Regions from separate parts of the Homo sapiens genome. Here all the other regions are linked to region 5. A link is a contact called in ENCODE Hi-C or POLR2A ChIA-PET data. All regions are on one chromosome and are shown on one strand. The core of a region is the stretch at or near the end of the contact, and the rest is flanking DNA. Distances in the headings are between cores, read along the strand shown. Region 1 holds the start of C2CD2 (C2 calcium dependent domain containing 2). Region 2 holds the start of RIPK4 (receptor interacting serine/threonine kinase 4). Region 3 overlaps C2CD2 (C2 calcium dependent domain containing 2). Region 4 overlaps C2CD2 (C2 calcium dependent domain containing 2). Region 5 overlaps PRDM15 (PR/SET domain 15).

Region 1 (4,737 bases), core at 2,131-4,630, 120 kb after region 5:
CTGCATCCCACCAGGGAACAGGCTGCAGCCACCAATGCGCAGACCTTGGCAAATTCCTCCAGTTCACGGGCCTCAGTCTCCCCTTCTGGAGAAGGGGCTTGGCTAGAAGAGTTTAGGGTTTCTTTCCATCTTAAAATACAAAGGTGGGGTAAAACTTGGAATGGGAGGAGTTATTGTCTCAATTGGACAGAAAATTCCACTTTTCAGACAGAATGCTGGACATGATTAAGTTATTACCAGTGTCTTCTCAATCCCTAAGCGACAGGCCAAGAACTGGTCTCCTCCCTGGGTAGGACAGAGTGATATCAGGACAAGGCAGAGGCAGGAGGGGGAGCACTAAGCTGTAGCTGTCCAGGCGAGAGCGGGCTTGGAGTGTCAGCCCTAATCCGGGATTAGTGGGAATGGAGGTGGGGGAGGGCAGCCACGAATGGACACAGCAGCCCCTGCTCTCCCACACCGCCATCACTGTCACAACAGCGATGGCCCAGGATGCTGGGATGTGTGTGACAATCGCTGGACTCGGGGCGGCCAGGAATGCAAACACCACTACCTGCTCACCCACAATGCCATCACTGACACGGCAGCGACGGCTCAGGATGCCGGGAGGGTGTGTGACCGTCACTCACAGGGAGCCCAGTCACCCAGATCCTATCTGCCTGCAAAACCTTCCATTTGAATGCAAATCAAATGACATTCCCAGGCATCAGGGCTGTGTTCCCCCACCCCCGTCCCCAGGAAAGTAAGCAATACCAAAAACTGACATCACAGAACTAATGGACTATGTCCATGCAAAAATGCCAGAGATGGCCCTGGGTTGCTTTGAGCATGAATCCGGGACACTGTTGCCTCTTCCAGGCAGGAGGTCAGGAGAGACAGGTGTCTGAGACTGCAGTGTGTGGCCAACAGCAGAGAGAGAACAGAGAAGGCGCAAACAAGGTGAGACCCTCTCTCCTCTCCCTGAACGCAACCCCTCCCTGCTCCCACACAAAGACTCAAGTAAAAAGTTTTCATCCAAAACTTTCAAATATTTCTTTCAGTGTTCTCAGATTGACTTGACCAGCCTAAGACAGATGCCAGGGACATCCTCTTCTCTGCCTCTCAACACTTCAGTCAGATGGGAATATGGAAGGATCATATCCAAGAGGATCATATTTTCTGAAGCCAATCCATAGATGTCAGGAAACGAACCATCCCAAATATACAGGAGGTAGGGTCACTGCCTCTAAGCCTGAAACTCCAGAGTTAGAAGCTGAACTTAAAGGTCATTCACCCAACACTTGCCTGCCTCCTACAAAGGACACAGATGAGACTGGTGCCCAATCAAGCCACCAGCCTGGAGGGGACTCAGCCTCAGAAGCCTTGATTCCAGGTCAGTCAGGGGTCAGTGATGGCAGCTTCCTGGGGAAATACCTGCATTTGCTCCTGGATGTGAGGCCAACAGGGGTGGAGGGCTCCCACAAGAGACAGCTGGTTTCCCTGAGACACTCTCCAGCTCTGGACAGCTGAGGCACAGATTCTGGGCACCAGGACAAAAGTCAGTCAACTGACCCTGAAGCCTTTTTCCTCCAAAAAGTACAGTCATTTATGTTCTTTTTCAAGAGTTCAAAACAAGGTCTCTTGATTTGTTGGATGGCTGCTAACTGATAGTCAAAGCTTTTTTGTTTTTTAATTCCATGGCCATGTCTTCCAAGGCCATGCACAAGGACCAGGCACAGGGCCCGCCATGGAATATTTTGAAGGTTGATGGGGCCGGACATTGAAAATGAGCAATTCTGCTATTTCCACAGCGAATGACCACTGAGCTGCACAGGCATGTGCAGGAAACTGTGGCCTGGAAGGGCGGAGCAGCGGCCAAGACTAGGGGTGCCTCCCCAAACCCACCCAGGCTCCAACTTCTCCTGTGAAATGCCTAAGAATAGTACATGCCAGGAGCTTGTCGTTATACTAAGATGTCTTAAAAGCAAAAATAAGTCAACGAGTAATCAGCGACTACAGAAACACCCACAGGACTGTGAGGCAGCAGAGGTAAGACACGAGGCCCTTAGCTTGCAGGCCAGGGCAGCTGGATTCACATGCCAGCTCTGCCGCCCACGAGCTGTGTGGCACTGGGCAGGCTGCTTGCCCTCTCCGGGCCTTGGTTTCCTCATCTGTAAAACAGTGATAACACCCCTGTCCCGGGAGTTGTGAGGATTCAGAGATGGCAGACGCACCGAAAGCCTCGGTAGGATGTCTGCCCAGCGGCTGGCCCTCAGCAAACGGTCACTATTTTTATATGCCAAGAAATGCAAGTCTTTGGAGATAAATTCTTGGTGAAATTCAGCTCTATGAGAGGCGGAAGCACATTGGGGTCACAGCTATTCATGTATCATGTGCAAGCTCAGTAAGTGTCCGATCGGGCACGGGAATTCGCCCCGGGACTCCAGGCAAGGCAGGTACTGGCTGGCGCGGATGAGCACTTCTGACGGTCCCTCCAACTGCCAGCCTGTCCCTCGCGGAGCCCAGGGCCTGGAGCACCTGCCGTTTGGAGAATAAAATCAATCACTTTGTCTTGTCTCTCCGTCAAGGGGCCTCGCTCCCCCGTCTCTCTCCTAACTCTCGAGGATGGTCTGCGCTGGGGGGAGGACTCCCTTAGCCTGGGTCAGGGGCTGCAGCGACGCCTCCAGGAAAGACCTCGGCCCGGACCGCCCGCCCCGGCATCTGCCGCCCCCCGGCCCGCAGTCCCGGAAACTCACCCCTTTCCTCTCGGCCTCCTCGTTCAGGGCGGTCACCCAGGCCGCCTGCCACTGGCTCCTCCAGCTGCCCAGCGTCAGGATCCAGGAGAGCAGCGCGTCGGACCCCGGGCGCGGCCCCTCTCCAGGCTCCACCGCCCGCCGCTGGGGCTGGGGTCGCGCCCTGGCCAGCGCCCACTGCGCCAGGTACAGGCCTACCGTGGCCAGGGCCGCGACGAAGAGCGACACCAGCGCGAGCCACTGCGCCTCCCCGAGCCACGAGCCCAGCCGGGCCATGGCCATGGCGCATCCCCGGCCCGCCTCGCCCCAACTTCCCCGGCAGCCCCGGGCCGGAACGGCGGACTCAGGACACGCGCTGGCTGCGGCCACAGCGCGCTGGGGGCGTGGAGGGGGCGCGGCGGGGTCGGAGCCCGGCGAGGAGCGTGGCCGGGGGCCTCTGGGCGGGCAAGCGGGGAGGAAACGCGCGGCGGCCGCGGCCCGGGCTGGGCGCAAGCCCCGCACACCTGCGGAACAGGGGCGCGAGCGGACCCCGCGGCCCGCGCTCCCGACTCGGCGTCTGGGAAGTTCCTGGGCCGCTGCGGGCCGCGCTTCCTCCTGCGCGCGCCGCCCCGGGCGTCCCGCCCGCGGCCCAGCGGTGGCCGGAGGAGGCTCTGGCCGCGGGGCGGGGCGGGGCGGGGGCGGTGCCCGAGGGAGGGGGCGCGGCCGGGCCTGCGGGGGCCGCAGTCCTCCCCCCTGCTCCCAACGCGGCGTGCCCCCGCCCCCCTAAAGGCCCGGCCTTCCCGGCCCCGCCACGTGCGCGCGTCGCCCGCCCCTCCGGCGCCTGCCCGCGGGCCGCGAGGTGACCCGGGCCTCCGGATTCATCAGCCCAACCCCGGCGGCTGCTGTGCGGCTGCTTGGCTTGGCTCGTGTGCGCGCTTGCACAAGTGCGTGTGTGTGCACATGTGTGAGTGTGCGTGTGCACAGCGCGCAGTCAGGGTGATTTCGAGGACTGCCATTTGCTCGCCAGCGAGACAGGATCCAGGCTCAGTCCTCGGAAAGTCCCTGGAAATCCGTGGCTGCCCCTGGAGCCAGGGGCTGGGCCTGCCTTAGGGGGCGTGCTTCTCAGAGGCAAGGAGGGGCTCAGCACCAGGCCCAGGCCCTGCCTTCTGTGTGGCTGTGTCATTCATTCAGTGTGCGGGTGGGGCGGGGGTGCATGTGGTGTGATGTGTGTGGCGCATGTGGTGTGATGTGTTGTGGGTGTGGTGTGTGGTGCACAGGATGGTGTGAGTGTGTATGTGTGGTGCATGGGTGTGGTGTGTGTGTAAGCGTGGTGCATGTGGTGTGGTATGTGTGTTGCGTGCCAGTGTGGTGCATGTGGTGTGTGTGATGTGTAAGCGTGGTGCATGTGGTGTGGTGCGTGTGTGGTGTGTCGGTGTGGTGCATGGGTGTGTGTACGTGTGATGTGTAAGTGCACAGCATGTGGTGTATGTGTGTGGTGTGTGGTGCACAGGATGGTGCGAGTGTGTATGGTGGTGCATGGGTGTGTATGTGTGATGTATAAGTGCAGTGTGTGTGGTGTGTGTGTGTGGTGTGTGTGTGTGATGTGTAAGCGTGGTGCATGTGGTGTGGTGCGTGTGTGGTGTCGGTGTGGTGCATGGGTGTGTGTACGTGTGATGTGTAAGTGCACAGCATGTGGTGTGTGTGTGTGGTGCATGTGGTGTGTGTGGTGTGTATGTGTGATGTGGTGTGGTGTATGTATGTGGTGTGTCAGTGTGGTGCGTGTGTGTGTGGTGCACAGGGTGATGTGAGCGTGTGTGTGTGGCACATGGGTGTGGTGTGGTGCTGTGTGTATATGTATTGTGTAAGTGCGTTGCATGTGGTGTGGTTTGTGTGTGTGGTGAACACGGTGGTGTGTGTATGTGTGGTACATGGATGTGGAGTGTGTGTATGTGTAATGTGTGAGTGCGGTGCATGTGGCGTGGTGTGTGGGTGGTGTGTCAGTGTGGTGCATGTGGTATGGTGTGTGTGT
Region 2 (4,749 bases), core at 1,065-3,564, 67 kb before region 5:
GCTCAATACAGTCAATAATTAACCTAAAGGAATCAGCTTCACAAAGAGCCAGGGTTTGACCAACTTCTCAGAAAGATCAGCCACTGCTGCACATGGCAAAGCCCCAACCTACTCTACCAGGCCCAGCAGAGCACAGGAGGTGAAATGCTTCCTGCTAGGCGATGCTGACCTCGACCTAGCCACCTGACATGCCACCACCTGTCTGCTTTGGGCAGGGTAGGAAAGGCTTCCAGTTAAAGTACAAAACACTTTTCAACCAAGCTATGCAATATCCTAAGTGATCCACCTTAAGTGGAGAAAGCCTCCCTCCAACCAGGCCACCCAAGAAATAAGGGACTGGTCGCTAGAAATAACAGAAGATCCTAAGGATGTGAGCTGGTGAGTCAGTCCAGGTAGGTGCTTGTTTACTTTGCTCTTCCAATATAAGAAAGTGGTGTGAAAATTTTCACTGATGATTAAAGCTCACACACATCCCCAAGAGATAAAACGAATGCCCCTATGGAGAGGGTTCCCTTTCAGAACCTAACCACTGGCTGGTATTCAAAGTGGTTTGGATTTCATCAAAATAACCACAGCACCCCTCCTGGCCTGAGAAGTTCCCAGAATCTGAGGCAGGGGAGAAAAAGTGCACAGCCTGGGCCAGCATCTCACCTTTGAACTAGTGGTGATTTGATGACACTCGTCACCACTCTACTGGTGTTTCCAAGAAACACTGGATTTGAGGGTTACGGCAAAAAGCCACCACTATCTCTGCTGTGTAGTCTCCTAGCCAAGGACGAAAATGCAAAGGGAGAGGACAGGCCTCTCATCCACAGAGGCGTCACAGTCACGGTATGGGGCTGCAGCACGCACTGCCACCCCAGACACAGGCATCACAACGATTCTGCAGAAAAGCTGGGGCTTAGCGGCCCCATCACTCAATCAGCCGAGCATTCGAAACCAGGTCTGCCAGGCAGCAAAGGCTAAATGGTATTTTAAAAAGGTGTCGCTTCTGAGTGTATGTGTTCAAGGAATCTCTAGGTAAAATACAAGCATAGCTTCCATGTAGAAGGTAAGCTTCATTAAAGGATAAATAATTAAAACGTGCTAAATTGAGCCTTACATATGAACCATCAAAATCAACTGTAAACAGTGAAATCTACAACAACAAAGAGGTACTGTTCAAGAACATTCTCCCTACCTCTCAAATTATGCACAGACGACAACCGACCCACCGAATTTAACACGGGCGGCTCTGCGTCCTTCCCATTCGTCTTTGTTACCTTGAACACTCCTGCTAGGTAGGTACAGGCAGGTTCCATTCTGACTTTTGGACTGGGAAACTGGGGTGCAGGAGGGCCCCATGGCACGGCCACAGAACTTGAATGCAAGGCCCTTCCCTAGCGGGTCGGTCTCGAAATTAAGTCAGCTAAAACGAGAGTGTGCGGCGAGGAAGCGCTGGGCGGACGGATCAACACCCCGGGCCCCGTGCCGGACCCCACTGCCAGGCCCGAGCCCCGGAGCTCCACCGCGCAAGCGCCGGGCGCCCGGGAAGCCTCGCCCGAGCCAAGCCGAAGCTTCCGACCGAAATAATTACAGTCTTACACCAATTTGTGTTCCAACGTAAATTACTAAGTAAGTCGAACGGAGGCTAACTCCACTCACAAAGCCCAGAGGCCCACATGGCAATTTTTCTAAGCCCTGCGCAGACCGCAGCGCCCCGGTGGGTCCCGGGCGGGCCGGACGCGCCTCCCAAGGGCGCGGGTCCGAGGCGCAAGGCGAGCTGGAGACCCCGAAAACCAGGGCCACTCGGGGAGTGTCAGGAAGCACGACTGGGCGCCTTAGGACGTCCGGGCAGACGCGGCCCCCGAGGAGCCCCAGAGGAGCCCCAGAGGAGCCGCCTGACCCGGCCCCGACGTGCGCGATCGAGCCCGGGCTCGCCAAAGCCCCCGCGCCCCTCCGGCCCGGACAGGCCGAGTGGACATTGTCGGAGCCCCGCGGCCTCGCCGGCAATTGGTTTCCCCCCCGAAGCTGCTCCGGGGGTGAGTTCGGGAGAGAGAGGCAGGACCCCGGGACCAGAGCACCCCGACCCCGACCCCAGCCCGGGCCCCAGCCGCCCCAGCGCCCCGCCCGGGCCGCTCACCTGTCGTCGACGTGCAGGCTGGGCGAGCACTTGATGGCCAGCCAGGTCTTCCAGTGGACATGGCGCACCTTGTACACCTGCCCGAAGCCGCCCGAGCCCACCTTCTCCCAGCCCGTGAACTCGCCCGCGTCGAAGGTGCGCAGCAGCGCCAGGGCCCATGGGGTCCCGCCGTCGCCCTCCATCGCGCACGTCTAGCCAGCGCCGCGGCGGCTGCCCAGGTGCCCAGGTGCGCGCTCCGCCCTGTTACGTCACTTCCGTAGGTCGTCCCGCCCCCAGGCCCCGCCCACTTACCCGCCCCCCGGGCGCCCTCTCTGCCAGCGCCCGGTGACTGCGGACGGATGAATAGACGCTGCGGGTCACTGCGCTCTCCCCTGGGTGAGCAGAGCTTCTCACGCTTCTCACGGGTCTCGACGTGCGCATCAGCTGCCCTGCTTTTCTTTGCTTTTTTTTTTTCCTTAATTGCGGAGTCACATGCAGTTGTAAGAAATCATTCACTTTGCCTAGTTTCCCCCAGTGTTACCACTTTGCAAAACTTTGCCAAAAAAAAAAGTCCAATCTCACAACCAGGATATTGACTTTGATACAGTCACCGATCTTATTCAGTTTTGCCGTTTTACTCGTCTTCCTTTGCATGTATTAGTTTTACACAATGTAATCATCTGTGTACCTTCCCGTATCCACCCCCACCTGGCCACTCCTGTGGCGATTTTACAGCCGCACCCCGGAGCCCTGGCATCACTAATCTTTCCTCTATTTCTAAAATTGTTTTATTTCAGAAATGTTATGTTTAGATACAGGAATCATACAGCGCCTAATTTTTTGAAATTGGCTTTCTTCACTCGTTAGTCTAATTCCCTGCAGGTTCACGTCTTGCTTTTTTACACGAGTTTCCTCTCAGAAAGTAACTTTTTTTAAAAAATTACCCAACAGCAAATCTAAAGTCCATTTCAAATGCAAGAGTTCCCTCATCCTTTCCTAAATAACAGCCTCTTTTTACAGGTAGAACAGATGGTTTGAAAAGGAAAGATTTTTTTTTCACATATGGGGAAAAAAAATTCCCAGCCTTGGAAGGATATTTGGGTTAGAGGCCGAAGTGCATCACAGATCACGCACGCGTCCACACCTCAGAAAACACTCACTCATTCCTGAGACGCAACGGTGAGTGAAGGCTTATTTTTGGCCACAGGAGATTAATAATGAAGACAGGAGGGCGGAGCTAAAGGAGAGGGTATTTTAACGACATTAACTGTGTTTTTGTGTTAGTAACTCGGAAAGAGAGAGGCTGCCCCAAGTCAGCGCATTGAAAGCCGCAGACCTAGTGTCTCCAGGCTCCCCCTTCCAAACGGGCGCGGACCTTCTTTCATAGCCTGTAGCGGGGAGCCGCGTCTCCCCACTGCCTCCCCACTCCCATCCGGCCGCTCTTTGGAGGGAACTCACACATCCCAACATGACGATGCTTGCTCGGGGGGCCTCCTGGGGGGACCAGGGAGCCACTTCCTTTCCCACATACTCCGGAAATTAAAGTTGGTCTCCTTAAGGCTGGAGTGGCAAATAGTTGTTTTAAGCTTGTCACAAATGTAACTTACATTTGGACTAATGTTTTAAAAAATAATTGGAGTTTTGAATCTACGAAGATACCTTGGAAGTAAACATAGTTATTATTTTGGTGGGAAAAAAATGAATGGACTTGAAAGTGAGTCACCTGTCCTGTTCCCGGGGCTCAGCTCTAGCAAAGTACCTTTCTCCATCTACAGTCTCCGGCACACAGCTCCGCAGCTGGGGGTGACTAAGAGCCCACACCACGCAAGTAATAAAACGCTCCAATTTCATTTATTTAATCATCTGTGTGCTTCATTTGACAAATATTTATGGAGTGTCTGCTGCTAGCTCAGTGCCTGGTGCCTGGGACTGAAGACCAGAGCCCCCTGGAGACCAAAAGAGCCAGCTCCCAGCTGTGAGCAGATCGGGTCCAAAGATCACGGGCTCGGCGGCAGGAACCTGGTTTGGTATCCGGCTCCTCTGCGGACTTTGAAGTGCTTTACCGATTCACATGACAACTGGTAAAACGAAAACAAACACCTTTCCAGGAATTGTGAATTCGAGTTCCAGACCCTCTGGGATTCCGGGAGCGCAGCTGCTATTTATGTTAACAGTCATTGGTCCCAGGCTGGTGAGGTTAGAATTTCCAAGTATAAAAGTAATTTAGTTTCGTTTTAAATACATTTTAGGGCCAAAGAAAAGTGGAACGATTTAAAGAAAAAGATGAAATGAATAATAGGGCAAGTTGGGAGGTGGCTGTCCTGAGGTTTCATGGGACAACATTAATTAACCTCATGAAGTGCCTGCATGGACAACGTGCCCGGTGTGGTTACAAACAAACCAATCAGCACAGATCCTGGGTGGAAAGCAGGGCGCAGCCACGGAGGCACAGTAGGGGTGCAGACTTGAAGGTTTTTAGGAGGTAAGCCCCGAGGGCACGAAGCTCCACGGAGAGACTGTTGACCCGCCTGGGAGTGCAGTGCAGGTGAGGAGGGGAGGGACGACGAGGGGAGACAATGGGGGGTGGGAGGTGGGAAGGAGGAGTTGGGGAAGGGGGCTGTCTGCTGACATTTGCAAGCCCCCACTCC
Region 3 (5,149 bases), core at 1,863-4,362, 88 kb after region 5:
GGCCAGGTGACTGCAGGTGCAGCTCAGGTGGGAGCCCTGCATCCAATCCATCAAAGCCATCCCCCAGCAGGCCCTGCCAAGCCAAAGGGCCCATCCACATCCTGAGAGGCCCAAGCCAGCCCCAGGAGGAGTGGCTGGGACAGGGAAGGAGGCCAGCAACACCAGCCATGCACTCAGTTCCCCACCGCAGACTGTCCTAACACACGTGCGTTCTCACGCCAATGGAAGAATCATAAAAACTTACGGACTGACCTCCCCCAGTGCTTTGGGCTGGATATTAACGGCCATTTCCGGCACACTGATGAAAGACCAGCTAATCTGGAGGTCCTCTCTCTTCTCCTTCATGTGGAACTCCAGCTATTAAAAAACAAGTTATTAGAGGGCCACTCTTTCCACCAAAGCCTTAATGTGCACGTGCGTGTGCATGTGACTGTGTGAGCATGTGTGTGTGCATATATGCATGTGAGCATGTGTCTATGTGAGCATATATGAGTGCATGTGAGTGTGCGTGTATGCGCATGTGTGCATATGAGCATGTGTGCTCATGTGTGCATGTATGAGCATGTGTGTGCATGTGAGTGTGAATGTGTGCATGTGCATGTGTATTTGAGCGTGTGCGGAAGTGTGCATGTGAGCACGTGTGCCTGTGTGTATGTGTGCGCATGTCTGCATCAGTGTGCATGTGTGTATGTATGTGTGTACCTGCTCATTTATTCACATATTTTCACAGAAAACTGCTTAGCTTTCCACTTGGCATACAATGTGCTTTCAAAATGGAGAGCAGGACCCCAAACTCTCTTTACCCCCTGCCCTTCCTGCCCCTTCTCTGGCCTCAACCTACCCCTCAAAGAGGAACCTCAGCATTGGTGGTCGACAACCAGATGCCATCAAACCTTGCAGTCTATTTAACATAAATAGTTTGCTGTGCTTTGCATTTCTCCTTCTGGGAGTATCCGCAAGGCATAAAGGAAAGAGGAGTGAGAGAAGGGCCCAGGGCGCCTCATTCTAATCCTGGGCGTGGGCTCCCCTGCCCCACACTCAAACAGCCCTGAAGATTGTGTGCAGCACAAAGCCATCTTTACTGTCTCTTGCTGGGGCCGCCACAGCAGCCTCTAACTGGACTCCATCTCTAAGGATGCCTCATCCCACCCTGTCCATTTGGGAGACAGAACAGCGGCCCCCAAAGATGTTCACCCCCTAATCCCTGGAACTTGTGACTGTGAGACCCTACAGGGCACAGGAGACTTGGCAGGTGCGACAGGGAGAGGACCTCAAGATGGGGAGATGACCCTGGGTCCTTCCGAAGAGCCCAGTGGAAACACCTGAGTCCTGAAGAGTGGGGGAGCACGGGAGAAGAGGGGCCAGGGCATGTGACGTGAGGACTGCAGGCATCCCTGCGGGTGTGGACGTGGAGGAAGGCACCCTGAGCCAAAAAATGGGGTGCCTCAAGGAGCCGGAAATGGCCCTCCACTGACAGCCACAAGAAAATGGAACTCAGTCCCGTAATCCCATGGAATGAAATTCTACCAACAACCCCAAAAGCAACGAACAGACTCCCCTGTGACTGCCGCTAAGGCAGGCAGCCCTGACAGCTCCTGGATTTGGGCCTGGCCGGACACCTGGCCTCCTTCACGATGGCATCACCAATCTGTGCTGTTTTAAACTGTTCAGGGTCATTTGTTTCCACAGCCATAGAAAGCTAATATTGCATCCTTTATTCTTCAGCTAGATGCTCCGTCCAAAGCAAAAATCTTAACTTTGCAGATCTCCATTCCTTCCCCACTCCTAAACAAAAGGGAAGAACGACTTCAGACTATCTGAGTAAGTGGACTCTCACCTCATGCTAGAAGCAGGGTAAGAGAAAAACGATGACTTCTACTTCATAACTGTCTCCAACCTGCCTTCCTTGTCTGGTAATTCTAGGAAAAAAATTAGGTAATTCTAGTGGAAAAGTGCACTTTAATTGTTTTGACACAGACAGCTCAGTCGATGGAGACCACTCTTGCATCTCTGGTTGGAGGAACATCAGAGAAGCGGGAACGCCTCCTGCCGCTAGCATCAATTATTTACCCATCTCTAGCAGCTGCCTCTGCGCTGAGAGGTAATCCACATATTGGTTCCTAACTGTGTTAACAGATCAAAGATACAATTGTGTTCCTTCTGTGTGAGCTGCTTAAAATGGCATGAATGCTTTGATATAATAAACACAATGTCAGAAATGACATTTCTTCATTTGTGTTTGTGATCCTCTCTGGTCTCATTCAGTTCCAAAACATGCATCAAATGTTGGGTAAATATGACCCAGACTTTGCAGGTTATTTTCTCATCACATTGTCCAAAACATCTGGGGGATGTAGGAGAGCATGAACGCCTCACAAATCCACGATGCCAACTCTTCACCTCTTCAATTCCCTCAAAGGGGGTGCTGCTGGAGTGGGGCTGAGGAACTAGCGGGGTGGATTTCAGAAAAAAGCCACTTAGGTAGCCAGGAAATCTTGTTAGTGCTGGCTATTTAAAACCATGCCTTTGTAGGAAAAGCATACAGGATGTCACCTTCCCTTGTGATTGGGAATTCTGCATGACTTGAGCTCATCCCCCAAATTAGGAGTCAAGTCCAAGGACACGGGACACGGGAGATGAAACAGGGCATTGAACTGGCAGTGACCCTCGAAACAAGCCCAGACATCTGCAATTTTTAAATACCAGCTAAAGAGGAACTCCAGTGAATATCTGGCCGGATGTGAGAGACGCACAGCTCTCTGATGATTTGGGCAACCAAAGTCTCACTGGGCTTATTGTAATTATTAGAGATCCGTAAGTCTCTCTCTATAAAATTATAGAGATGTGTAAAATTATATATATGTCTTTATTCTTATGTCTATTATGAAAACATGGAATAATGGTAATACTAATTTTTTAACTTATAAAAATAATAAGGGGGTTCTTTTTAAATCAACTTTGTCAAAAACTGAAAAGAGGAATGCCCCACGGCAGCCACTCAGCTGTGTTTCCAAGCTGCAACCAGCGCTGGATTCGGAACCAGAACTACTTTTCTCCTCTCAGATGCCACCTGCCTTATCATATCCGTCAACAACACCCTGCCTCATTCAAATGCCCGAAAGAGGCAACCCCTGAGTTTATTATAAATGTATGTGTGTGTGTGTAGTGTGTGTGTGTAATGTGTAGTGTGTGTGATCATTTCCTACATAGAAAATCCTATATGAAAGGTTACAGTTTGAAAATTATGACATGAATGATAATTAATAAAAACATGAACGTTACAGCCCTCTGACTCACACCATGCTCACTCTTCACATTTCTGAGAACTGTGACGGGTCTCATAACTTGCAAAGTCTACACATCTTTACCTGTAAATGGAAAGGGGAGAGCCGCATGTCGTACAGCCGGCATCCAGCACCCAAGGCAGGCGTCTCGCTGACCAAGAACTGAATAGCCTGGCCCACCACGTGACAGACCACCACCTGGAGGAGGCACAGGTAAGGGAGAAAACTGTATCCAAAACAAAGGACAGCGCGTGCATACGCATCTTCTTCTTCTTCTTTTTTTTTTTTTGAGACAAGGTCTCACTCTGTCGCCCAGGCTGGAGTGCAGTGGCGCGATCTCAGCTCACTGCAACCTCCACCTCCCCAGCTCAGGCGATCTTCCCACCTCAGCCTCCTGAGTACATGAAACTACAGGGGTGTGCCCCCACACCCACCTAATTTTTGTTTTTGTCTTTTTTGTAAAGATGGGCTCTACCTGTATTACTGAGGCTGGTTTTGAACTCCTGAGCTCAAACAATCTTCCCACCTTGGCCTCCCAAAGTGCTGGGATTGCAGGCATGAGCCACTGTGCTCAGCTGCCATAGGCATCTTTTTTTTTTTTTTTTGAGACGGAGTCTCACTCTGTCACCCAGGCTGAAGTGCAGTGGAGCAATCTCGGCTCACTGCAACCTCCGCCTCCCTGGTTCAAGTGATTCTCCCACCTCAGCCTCCCAAGTAGCTGGGATTACAGGTGTGTGCCACCATGGCCAGCAAATTTTTGTATTTTTAGTAGAGACAAAGTTTCACCATGTTGGCCAGGCCAGTCTCGAACTCCTGGCCTCAGCTGATCTACCCACCTCAGCCTCCCAAAGTGCTGGGATTACAGGTGTGAGCCACCACGCCTGGCCTAGGCATCTTTATATCAAAATAATCTGGACTTTATATGTTAGCAAGGATACAAATTTAGAGTTTCAAAGTTGGATAAATATTCAGATTAAAACCTTTTCTATAATATAGTTTGAAAACCAGAAACAATGTTTCAAATCTTTGCTTCCTGATGACTTTCTTAGCAGCTAAAGTCTTGACCAAATCTAGTTATCATGCGCTTTCCACATGTAATACAGTCTTTTTCCTTTTTTTTTTTTTGGAGATGGAGTTTCACTCTGTCGCCCAGGTTGGAGTGCAGTGGCACAATCTTAGCTCACTGCAACCTCCGCCTCCCGGGTTCACACGATTCTCCTGCCTCAAACTCCCGAGTGGCTGGGTTTACAGGCGTGTGCTACTACTCCCGGCTAATTTTTTGTGTTTTTAGTAGAGACGGGGTTTCACCATTAGCCAGGAGGGTCTCGATCTCCTCACCTCGTGATCCGCCCACCTCGGCCTTCCAAAGTGCTAGGATTACAGGCATGAGCCACCGTGCCCGGCCAACAAAGTCTTTTTCTTTAAATATCATCTTGTTCTATTTCTCCACAATAGCTGATTTTTAATTCCCCAAATGTTTCCACATTCATACACAGTCAAAGCCATTAGCCAAGTTCTTTTGCTAAAAATGAGTCTTAAAGAGAAAGTAAGTTATAGATGTTAGAAGTAAAAAAAGTTTTCTTAAATTACCCAGAACACAATGGGTTGCTTCCACCTAAATAATTTCGAGGCGATCATGGTTTTCAAAAAGGTGGGAGTAATTGGAAAAACATACAAAGTATCAAACAATTATAAAATTATGCAGCCGTACCAAAACCAGAATTATAAAATGAGCTCGTTGAAGAAACTGTCAGACAGAGAAAGATAATAACCTCAGGAATAAACCAAACTGTGGTTTCCTGACATAAATCATAATCATACAGTATTAAGAGGGGTGCTTTTCACAGCTACCATGGCACAGAGAG
Region 4 (5,134 bases), core at 1-2,500, 67 kb after region 5:
TCCTGAGATAGTGAGGTCTGTCAGGGGCAGTGGGGAAGATGACAAGGGATACATGAAAGGAAGGGAGGGTTTGAAAAGAACTGAAAAGCACTCTCCAAAACATTCTGACAGCTGATTTCAAAGTCTCAGAAGATGCAGCCGTGGGCCTCATAGAAGGCGCTTATACATCACGGCCGTTGCTCATGCTTGGGTTAAAAAAGGTCTCCCTTACAGCCAGGGCTCAGGATCCCTAGGCAGCTGGGGGTTGGCCCCCGGGGCTCAGAGGTTAACCCTCTTCCTCTCACAGATGGGCCTAGCGGTGGGAGCGTTTGTGGCAAGCTGCAGAAATGAGATGCGAGAGAGAGAGCCCGTCCTTCAGAGTCCACGACAGCACAAAGGAAATGGCCGTGGGTGTTTCGGGTTTAGCTGTCTTTGTTCCTACACGTTTATGTTACCTGCAAGTGGAAATTCACCGGCACATCCTCTCAAAAATTATATTTTGTGTAAAAATATTTAAGCACTAAATGAACCTCTGAGAGTCGGGATAGCGCTTCCTTGGAGGGGGGAAAGTTTGGGGAGGAGGGCACGGGGGCTCCCTTCCTTGGAGGGGAGAAAGTTTGGGGAGGAGGGCATGGGGGCTCCCTGAGGGCCAGTCATGCTGTTCTTGGTGTGGGTGGCAGTGACACAGGCGTTTGCTTAGGGACAACTGTGCTGTTCTGACTTAAGTGCCAGCCTGTGGAAGCGCCCACTGACTCAAGATTAGATAATCTCCCCGTCTCTACTTAAAAAAGTACAAAAAATTAGCTGGTCGTAGTGGCGGGCGCCTGTACTCCCAGCTACTCAGGAGGCCGAGGCAGGAGAATGGCGTGAACCTGGGAGGCGGAGCTTGCAGTGAGCCGAGATTACGCCACTGCACTCCAGCCTGGGTGACAGAGCGAGACTCCGTCTCAAAAAAATAAAATAAAATAAAATAAAGATTAGATAATCTGAGCACCAATAAAAATAATCACTGCGGTGAATTCAGAACATTAAATACTAAGATCCAGGAGTTCTTTGTGATTTTTAAATATGATCTTAGAGAAAGTATAGGGGAGATGACCACGAGTCTTGTCCTTATTTTGCTCATTCATTCACCCAAGAGCGAAGAAAACCCAACTACTGGGCCCCGGACTTCCAGAGAGGTCATGGATCCCTGCTGAGGGCCCCTGGAGGGGCTCAGGAAGCCCCCAAAACACCACCCGCCTGCCTCTGGGACGTGGGGCAAGGCCACCCTCTGGGTACAATGGCAAGGTTGATGACTCATCTCTGGCACCTCCAAGGTCCTGTTCTGGCCTGTCTCCCAGCCACTGAGGAATCCATCTTCTGCGTGCCCTCTGCCCACCCACCCACTCTTTTGTCCAGAATTCTTCCTCATCCCCCTCCTACTCCAAATCAAAATCTTCCCAACTCTCCCTCCACCTGTTCATTTGGAAATGTCAAAAAAAAGTAAGGGCCGGGAGCAGTGGCTGACGCCCGTAATCCCAACATTTTGGAAGGCCAAGGTGGATGGATCGCTTGAGCCCAGGAGTTCAAGACCAGCCTGAGCAATGTGGTGAAACCCCATCTCTACCAAAAATACAAAAATTAGCCAGTCTCATAACAAATTAGCTGGTCTCAAAATAAATAAATAGATAGATAAAAATTTTAAAATCAATTTTAAAAAATGTAATAAAAAGAGTAAGGATCTGTAACATGGCCCTTCACCTGAGGGGCTGGCCTCTCCACAGCTGAAACCACACACTTGCCACCACCTGCTCTGAGCGGACGTCCCAGAGCGGGAGAAGGGGGAGAAAGGGAGTGCGGTGTCCACGGGGGACACTACAATGTTCATTTCTCTCTGATTACAAAAGGAATAAACATTCACTGCAAAAAAGTAAAAGGCTTTGGAAACGTGTCACGTGGAAAGTGAAAGTTCCCCGTGACTGGGTGGTGACGAGAGCAGAGGTTCTGTACCAAAGGGGAGTCTTACATCATGTTCCTCTCTTTCGATAATTTTTCTTGAAATGATTTGCCAACCTCTCAACGTGTAAAGCGTCCCTGATTAGAAAGTCTCCCATGTCCTTGGTGAATAGGATAAACTGTGTAAACACAACACCACACATGACTCCTTTGTGGGGTGAGGAACATAATTTGACATTTGTAAATGGAACTCTCTGGACGTTAACCAAGTGCTTGGGCTAACTTCTTCAAAGGGCAGAGGAGCAGCAGGTCACTGACAGATGACCAGATGAACACCTCCCCAGCCACCACGATGGTACCTTGGAGATCCCTGATATGATAATAGTGCTTTTCTTCCGTGGCGACTTGAGTTTCAGCTTTGAAGATTCACTGAGCTGTCGAATGGCCACTTCAGCCACTGGATCCGAACCATTCAACACCAACAATTCTACCAGAAGGAAGGCAGTGTTAAGTTCATCAGCAAAAATTAAAGACTTCCATGGGAACTTCCAGGGATAATGGAAATGGTCGATAAGCAATGGTTAGCAGATATTTTCTAAAAGGGGCCAAAGGGTCAATTGTTTAGGCTTTGTTGGTGGTCTCTGCAACAACTTCTCAATGCAGCTTTTATAGAGTGAAACCAGCTAGAGACCACAGGTAAATAAATGAGCATGGCTGGGTTTCAGTAAAACTTTATTTACAAAAACAAGTGACGGGCCAGATTTTTCCTATGGGCCATAGTTTGCTGTTTGCTGACCCCTGGTCTACAGCTTGATTCCCTGGGTGGTTACAAGATACTCACTGAAGTGTCTGCTTAAGATTCACCGATTTTATTTATTTAAGTTATACCTGAATAGAGTTGATGGAAAATGGCAAAAGCAAGCAAACAACAAAAAAAAAATATCTAACCCTTTGGAAGATTTTGAACTTTGAAAGGCAAGGTAGTGACTCCTTTTCCCTCCCAAGAGTGCCTAAATACATAGAATAGTAACTAGAGCTATGAAGGGCCAGTTAATAAAAGCACCTCCTTCCCCAGGTTAATAACAACACACACCAGCCAACATCAATAGAATGCTTACGGCAAACCAGGTGCTGTTCAGAGACAGAGCTCTGTGCACATTCTCTCATTTACTCCTATTCCACACCCCATGAGCAGGTCCTTCCTTTTATCCCATTTGACCATTGAGGAGTATGTCCAGCAGCCAGGAGGCCCCAGAGCTGAGATGACCAGCAGGTCTCTCTGACTCAGAGCTGATGCTTGTAACTTACACTTTCCTGCTCAGGTAAAGTCAAAATGGCAAAGCTATTAAAGTAGCAGGATGGTAAAAGGAACTTCTGTCTCGGTTTTGGCCATGGCCTGAGGCTTACAGATGCTGCATTTCCAAAGGGAGTCAAGATAAGACCACAGAGGCCAAGAACCGGTGACAACAGTGACACTGGGGAATAATAAATAGATACTTGGTCTTCCTCCCTGGTTCCTGGCACAGAGAACAAAAAAAAAAATCCTTTGAATTCCAGAGCCACGGAGCTGGGGCATCCTTCTCATTCCTAATAAGCCCCTGCACCCCATCCGAGTGAATGCTAATGAGGACGGGCACTGGATGTCAGAGGCACCAACCCTGTGGTTAGAAGGCTGGAACTTTCTGCCCTCCTCTCGCCTGTGGGGAAGGGAAAGGGGCTAGAGATTGAGCTCAAATCACCAAAGGCCAATAAGTGAATCAATCATGCCTACATACCTACTTATAGAAGCACCATAAACCCCCTAAATGACAGGGCTCAGGGAGCGTCCAGGTTGTGAACCAACGCATGCACGTACTGGGAAAGGGGCGACTCCACGGAGATCAAAGCTCCCACACTCAGGACCCTCCCAGACTGTGCCCTGAGCCCCTTCATCTGGCTGTGCATTTGTGTGATAATAAACTGGTAAACCCAAGTAAAGTGTTTCTCTGAGTTCTGTGAGCCATTATAGCAAATTACGGAACCCGAGGAGTGTGTCATGGAAACCCCAATTTGTAGCCAAGTGGGACAAAAGTGTGGTAACCTGGGGACCCACTATTTGCACCTGACATCTAAAGTGGAAGGGTGGTTTTGTGGGGCTGAGCCTTTCACCTGTGGGATCTGAGCTAACTCCAGGTAATGCCAGAATTGAATTAAATTGTAGGACACCCAGTTGGTGTCTGCAGAGAAACAGAAAATTGCTTGCCATAGAAAATCTACACATTTGGCGTCAGGAGTGTTGTGAGTAGAGGAACAGATTTTTGTTTAGCCACTGACCCACACTGAGAAGAGAGAAGTGCTGGAGAAAGGAGTTGGGGAGGACTCCTTAGGAGAAAGCTGTGCTGTAATTCCCAAAGCCACCAAGGGAGACGTGTCGGGAGCACGTCCTCCTCACGCCAGGCCCAGTGCTTCTGTTCAGTCCCCCGAGAGCCCGGTCCAGGTGCCAGGTGCAGCCTGCACCGTGGCAGGTGAGCCTGGGGGCCGGCTCCATGGACCATGCATCAGAACCCACAGTGGGAACATCAGCCTAGGTCTTTTAAGAGGGATCCTGCCCACGTGACAGGACCCCGCAGCATGGGCAGTGGGGGCACTGCCAGGGGAAGAAACTGAGGAAGGGGCATCAGGGGCAGCGGCAAAAGCATCAGCGGCATTAGTACCAGAGCGGCTCCAGCTCAAATAAGGGCTGGGCAAAATGAGGCTGGGATCCCCTGGGCTGCACTCCCAGGAGGTGAGGTGCCCTTACTCACAGGGTGAGCTAGGAGGTCGGCACAAGACACAGGTCACAAGGACCCTGCTGATAAAACAGGATGTGGTAAAGAAGCCGGCCACAACCTACCAAAACCAAGACGGCAATGAGAGTGACCTCTGGCTGTCCTCACTGCCGATGATACACTGAGGATAACGCATTAGCATGCTAAAAGACACTCCCACCAGCACCATGACAGTTTGCAACTGCCATGGCAAAGGCAAGAAGTTACCCTACGTGGTCTGAAAAGGGGAGGAATGCTCAGTTCTGAGAAATCGCCGCCCCTCGTAGAAAACTCGTGAATAATCCACCACTTGTTTAACATATGATCAAGAAAGAACCAGAAAAAGAGCCAACCAGCAGCCCGTACGGGTTCTCTGCCTACAGAGTAGCCATTCTTTTATTCCTTTACTTTCTTAATAACTTGTTTTCAAT
Region 5 (4,673 bases), core at 1,218-3,717:
AGTGTTTGCCAAATATACAAATCCCCAAAACTGCACTGAAAGCTGCCATTTGTGCAAAGCAGCCGCCCTGCGCCTGTCCCTCTCTGCTGCCCGAGGGAGCCGCCACAGAGTGTCTCAGGGTCCCCCTGTCTAGGGTTTCCCTGCCTCAGCGTTTTGGGCCAGATCCTTTGTTGTGGGCCACCCTGTGCACCGTGGGATGCTGAGCAGATACCGGGCTTCCACCCAGTAGGTGCCAGGAGCACCCCTCCCCACCAAGGTGTCTGCAGACATTGCCGACAGCGTCCCTTGGGGCAAACGCCCTCCACTCTCCACCCCCGCCAGGTAGAGATTCACTGGCCAGGGCTCACAAAATGAGACTCTCTGGGGTGGGCCTTGGGCCTCCGCATGTGTCTGGCCTCACTCAGGTGATCCCAATGTGCAGCCCAGGTTGGGGGTGAGGGAAGCAGACAACCTCCCCCGGGAGAGCCAGGCGCTCTCAACTCCTCCCAGCTGGGAATGGACAAGGCATGGCCGACAGCGAAGACAGGAGACAGCAGTGGGGAAATCTATGCCCCATGGGTGCCACCCTCAGGACAGGGGAAGCGCTGGGAGGGGACAGTCCCCTCCCACAGCTCCAACCACGGCAGGACAGTGGGAGGTGGCCTCTGCCAGGGCTGAACACAGTAGAGGTGGCCCTGTGCGAGGCTTCTCTGCCCACATCCCACCCCACCTGCAGCGTGACCTCAGCCCAGAGCCAGCCTCACCTGGGCCATAAGAGGAGCACCGTGACAGATGCTACGCTGAGTCCCAGCCTAACATACTGCTTGCCTTCCTTCTATAAAGTGAAACATTATCCATACAGCCACTGCCCTCAGTTTCGTTTTGGCTTAAGATTTGATGGGCTCTGTCCGGATCCACACGACCGCATGGTATGTGTCCTTCACACACTGCGTCTGAGGCGTGCGTGTTTACAGTGCTGGACGTTTTCATGATCACTTTAATGGCTACGTGATATTCCATCCAGCTCACTTCTCAAAACTCACTTTGCTATTTTTGACACTGTAGATAATTTAGTGATGGAATCTTTAGTAATGCAGATTTTTTTCTTCTGTCAAATCTCTTTATCATGAATTCTTAGGAATGGGACCACTAGAGCCAAGCGCTTTGTGAAAGGCCACACCTTACAGCGCTGTGGCATCAGATTGCCACAGGCCACACCTTACAGCACTGTGGCATCGGATCACCACAGGCCACACCTTTACAGCACTGTGGCATCAGATCACCAGAGGCCACACCTTACAGCGCTGTGGCATCGGATCACCACAGGCCACACCTTACAGCACTGTGGCATCAGATCACCACAGGCCACACCTTTACAGTGCTGTGGCAACGGATCACCATAGGCCACACCTTTACAGTGCTGTGGCATTGGATTGCCACACTCCCCTCAACCTGGGCCTCCTGAACAGCATAGGTGAGCCTCCCTCCCAGCCAGGCACTAAAGAGCACAGGTGAGCCTCCCTCCCGGGCAGGTGCTAAAGAGCACAGGTGAGCCTCCTTCCCAGGCAGGTACCAACCAATACAAGTGAGCCCCCCTCCCAGGCAGGTGCAAATCAGCACCCATGAGCACCCCCTCCTGGGCAGGTGGCTCCACTAGTCCTGCCGCCCCGTGGAAGGCAATGGTGCTGCCAAGAGCTTCAGCTTTCTCCCTCACAAGCCCCTCGTGACCATGGAAAGAGAACCTACTTCAGGCCACTCCCCAGCTGTCCCGGACAACTCTGCCAAGCCGAGGGTGGCTTCTCCCGCAGCCACCCACTCACTGCCAGTTCAGGAACCCACAGGGGCACTGGGTCCCAACAATGCTTCTCCCTCCAATAACCCTGCGCCGAGGGGATCTAGGTTTATGTCTGAATAAATGAGCCACTGAGAACAGCTGCCTACTGGGGTCTGACGAAGGGAGAGGGGTGCAGGGCACCTGGGGATGGAGAGGGGATTATTGGGGGAGGCTGGTGGGCCGCATTTTGCCTGAGGGCCTGGACGTGAGCCTTTGCTATTCCGTAGCACAGTACTTATGGTCAGACACAGCACAAGGAACACGAAGATGAGTTACACCAGCACCTGGTCACACCACAAGGGACAGGCACCACAACAGGTCCCATGGAGGGAGCTTCAGAAAAACCCACAAGACTGTAACATTTTAAAACTGCCCCCCACACCCCTCTCCAGGGTGTGCTATGAGTCCTCGAGAGAGGGTGACACAAAGGCAACAGTGACCCATCCCTCTGTGCCCCGCTGGGGACCCCCACTGCTTGGGCCTCCAGTGCCACCCACCACTGGGAATGGGGAAGGCGTGACTCCCACATTCTTGGTTTAATTCTTGGTACAAATTCTTGGTTTAATTGTCTAAGGAAGATACACATTCTCTTAACTTCAATACTATAAATAAGTATAAGAGCATGCAAATCATATATTATGCAAACAAGCTCCATTTCAAGGTTTTTATCCTTTCTGTTCAGTCTAAAACGGGTAACCTTTGAAACTAGAACATCTCAGGGGAAGAGGTGGTGCGATGCAGGTCCCTGGCGCTCTGCGGGTTCTAGGTGACTAACAAAGGCCAGCACCTGGCCTAACAGCACCTCTGGCTGACAGGAAGCTGCTGCTGCCTTAGCCGCTTCTAGTACTTTGTTTTATTTGGGTCCAGAGAAATAGTTGAAAATATCAGAGGGCAATGCCTCTTCCTCAACCTTGAGTCTGCCTCACCAGAGCGCCTTAGCTGGTAGCATCACTCTTGGGAACCCCGAAACCCTCGCCTGCTACACTCCTGCAGGACTGCGGGGACCCCAAGGGGAGGTTCGCAAACAAGATGAAGGTTCATCTGTCTGGCCGGGGCTGCGTTAAGTGGAAGTCTTCAGGGGACTGTGCCCCAGGTTTCTTGGGAATTCTTGTGATAGGAGGGCTTAAAATGCAGGAGGTGCGGCACACTGGAAATTCATCCAGAAGCTTCTGGAGGCCACCTCATGCCAGACATGGATCCTTCAGAGCTGCTAAAGCTTAGGCAAAACATGACTCATTCCTGCCCCTCAGAACAGTCCAACCCCAGGAAGAAGGCATCAGGGAGGAAGAACCAAACCCTGGTTTCAAATAGGAGCCCTCAGAGTAGAACTAGCCAACCCCACCAAGGGCCCCCCGCGCCCAGCAGCTACGGCAAGGGAGCAGGGCCTCTCACATGGCCCATGTGCGACAGCCCTGGTCAGAGCCCCTGGGAGTCCGCTGCTGCAGGTGCCCTGTTCTCAACACAGGGGCGGGTGGCACCTTAACAAGAACAACACAGAGATGCAAGTGACAGACACAGAGCAGGCGGACAAGGACGGGGTGGGCGTCGAAGGCTAACCTGGTAGGTCTCTAAGCCGACTGCCGCCGGGCCCCCCCTCTCCAGGGTGTGCTATGAGTCCTAGAGAGAGGGGGACACAAAGGCAACAGTGACTCACCCCTCTGTGCCCCGCTGGGGACCCCCACTGCTTGGGCCTCCAGTGCCACCCACCACTGGGAATGGGGAAGGTGTGACTCCCACATCCCAGAGGGTGCACGTCATCACTGCAGAATACAGGGGCGTCCTCGGGCCACGTGGAGAAGCGCAGCCGGCAGGACGGCCTTGGCTTTCCTTTGGTCTGTTTACTTGCCAGCAGCAAATTCGGCCAGAGAGACAGGGGCCTCAGACGCCCCCCAGGCCCGAAGAGGCCACCTCTCCACTACAGGCTGGTCCAGGCACACCCGGCTTCAGGCCTCACACAAGGAAAATGCTTTATTTTTGGAAGCTGGTGCACACAAGCAGGCTCAGAACAAAAAGAATGCGTGCAGGGGCAACCCCGTTCCACCCTGGACGCCGCAGGAGATGTGGATGGAGGAGGGCTCGCGGTTAGGAACAACCTTTGCAAGCAAGCGAGGAGCGCTCACACTCCTCCAGCCATTATCCTGATCTTTTCCTTTCTTCCTCAGACGGCCCTAGAAAACATTGGACACTGCTGCTCCCTGTTTTTAGCCAGAACGGACCCCGGCTTTACAATGCTCTCAGTGTGGGGCCATACGCAGCTCGGCTGACAAATGCAGGAAGAAAATCAATCCCTTTTTACTGGAAAGTTTCCATCTGTGTATCTTTAGGGTAACAACTGCTTTGAAGCAAAATGGACAGAGGGAAATGTTAAAAGTGAGGCTGTCTATTCATGAAAACAATCTTTACTTTGGCCTAAAGTTCCACGGTCTCCGCGGCGTATCTAGAATCCGTACCGCACAGCGGCCGAGGGGAGACGTGACCGGCGCCCTCACCTGTCCTGCAGTTGTGGAACTCCAGCGCGCTCTCGATGCGGAAGGTCTTCTCACAAGTGCCGCAGCGGTACCTGTACTCGCCGTCCACCTGGTCAGAGGGACACGCCGTGAGTGAGATGGCCCAGCGCAGAGTCCACAGATGCCGAGCCCCCGACGTGCTGCCCGGGCGACTCCACGCCTGTGTCTGTTATGACTCTGACCTCCACCACCCTCCCGCTCTATTTAGGAACACAAAGGATGTTTGCTCTTGCTGTTCACCTGCCCTAGAAAGGGAACTCCACACTCAGGGAGCCCCACTCCAAGCACCAAACACCCCCATTCTCCTGACTCTTCCTGCTGCGCTTGTGGGCATCTGACCAGGACGAGGGGCT

What was found. Hi-C counts contacts between places; a loop is a spot of excess contacts on that map. ChIA-PET counts read pairs that join two places held with the same protein, here RNA polymerase II (POLR2A). Pooled maps may share reads with other maps.
Region 1: a pooled map shows a loop between it and region 5 (2.7-fold over the local background). The contact joins the promoter of C2CD2 here to the enhancer-like site in region 5. A Hi-C loop is called at or near these places in 2 of 37 single-sample maps with no recorded cell type and 2 of 50 pooled maps. POLR2A ChIA-PET finds 5 or more read pairs at or near these places in 3 of 52 experiments (B cell, GM12878 and naive thymus-derived CD8-positive, alpha-beta T cell).
Region 2: a pooled map shows a loop between it and region 5 (2.2-fold over the local background). The contact joins the promoter of RIPK4 here to the enhancer-like site in region 5. A Hi-C loop is called at or near these places in 1 of 50 pooled maps. POLR2A ChIA-PET finds 5 or more read pairs at or near these places in 3 of 52 experiments (H1, HepG2 and Panc1).
Region 3: a pooled map shows a loop between it and region 5 (2.6-fold over the local background). The contact joins two enhancer-like sites. A Hi-C loop is called at or near these places in 10 of 37 single-sample maps with no recorded cell type and 4 of 50 pooled maps. POLR2A ChIA-PET finds 5 or more read pairs at or near these places in 5 of 52 experiments (B cell, BJ, GM12878 and 2 more).
Region 4: a map of head of caudate nucleus shows a loop between it and region 5 (3-fold over the local background). The contact joins two enhancer-like sites. A Hi-C loop is called at or near these places in 1 of 168 maps with a recorded cell type or tissue (head of caudate nucleus) and 2 of 50 pooled maps. POLR2A ChIA-PET finds 5 or more read pairs at or near these places in 2 of 52 experiments (activated CD4-positive, alpha-beta T cell and naive thymus-derived CD4-positive, alpha-beta T cell).

The regions. Positions count from the first base shown.
Region 1 is chr21:41,950,638-41,955,374 of GRCh38, forward strand. It overlaps C2CD2 (C2 calcium dependent domain containing 2), which reads right to left and starts at 3,381. Exons shown (of 14, transcript NM_015500.2): 1 at 2,733-3,381. The coding sequence starts at 3,011. RefSeq lists enhancers at 1-474, 2,353-3,127 and a silencer at 3,004-3,673.
Region 2 is chr21:41,764,738-41,769,486 of GRCh38, forward strand. It overlaps RIPK4 (receptor interacting serine/threonine kinase 4), which reads right to left and starts at 2,315. Exons shown (of 8, transcript NM_020639.3): 1 at 2,123-2,315. The coding sequence starts at 2,304. LOC102724800 (a long non-coding RNA gene) reads left to right here and starts at 2,430. Exons shown (of 5, transcript XR_937745.3): 1 at 2,430-2,497; 2 at 3,122-3,280; 3 at 3,877-4,646. RefSeq lists enhancers at 1-27, 3,932-4,226.
Region 3 is chr21:41,918,604-41,923,752 of GRCh38, forward strand. C2CD2 (C2 calcium dependent domain containing 2) reads right to left here. Exons shown (of 14, transcript NM_015500.2): 3 at 3,369-3,482; 4 at 253-357. Among named protein-coding and RNA genes, the nearest start is that of SNORA91, 27 kb to the right of the region's middle. Within about 2 kb of position 3,113, at least 4 of the 41 ENCODE cell types and tissues checked have a DNase peak (open chromatin) inside an H3K27ac peak, as active enhancers do; they include B cell, where a contact is called at or near this core.
Region 4 is chr21:41,899,346-41,904,479 of GRCh38, forward strand. It overlaps C2CD2 (C2 calcium dependent domain containing 2), which reads right to left. Exons shown (of 14, transcript NM_015500.2): 12 at 2,277-2,404; 13 at 1-17. Among named protein-coding and RNA genes, the nearest start is that of PRDM15, 23 kb to the left of the region's middle. RefSeq lists an enhancer at 1-237. Within about 2 kb of position 1,251, at least 3 of the 41 ENCODE cell types and tissues checked have a DNase peak (open chromatin) inside an H3K27ac peak, as active enhancers do.
Region 5 is chr21:41,831,135-41,835,807 of GRCh38, forward strand. It overlaps PRDM15 (PR/SET domain 15), which reads right to left. Exons shown (of 24, transcript NM_001040424.3): 11 at 4,303-4,390. Among named protein-coding and RNA genes, the nearest start is that of PRDM15, 46 kb to the right of the region's middle. RefSeq lists enhancers at 2,345-2,414, 3,195-3,314. Within about 2 kb of position 2,468, at least 5 of the 41 ENCODE cell types and tissues checked have a DNase peak (open chromatin) inside an H3K27ac peak, as active enhancers do; they include B cell and GM12878, where a contact is called at or near this core.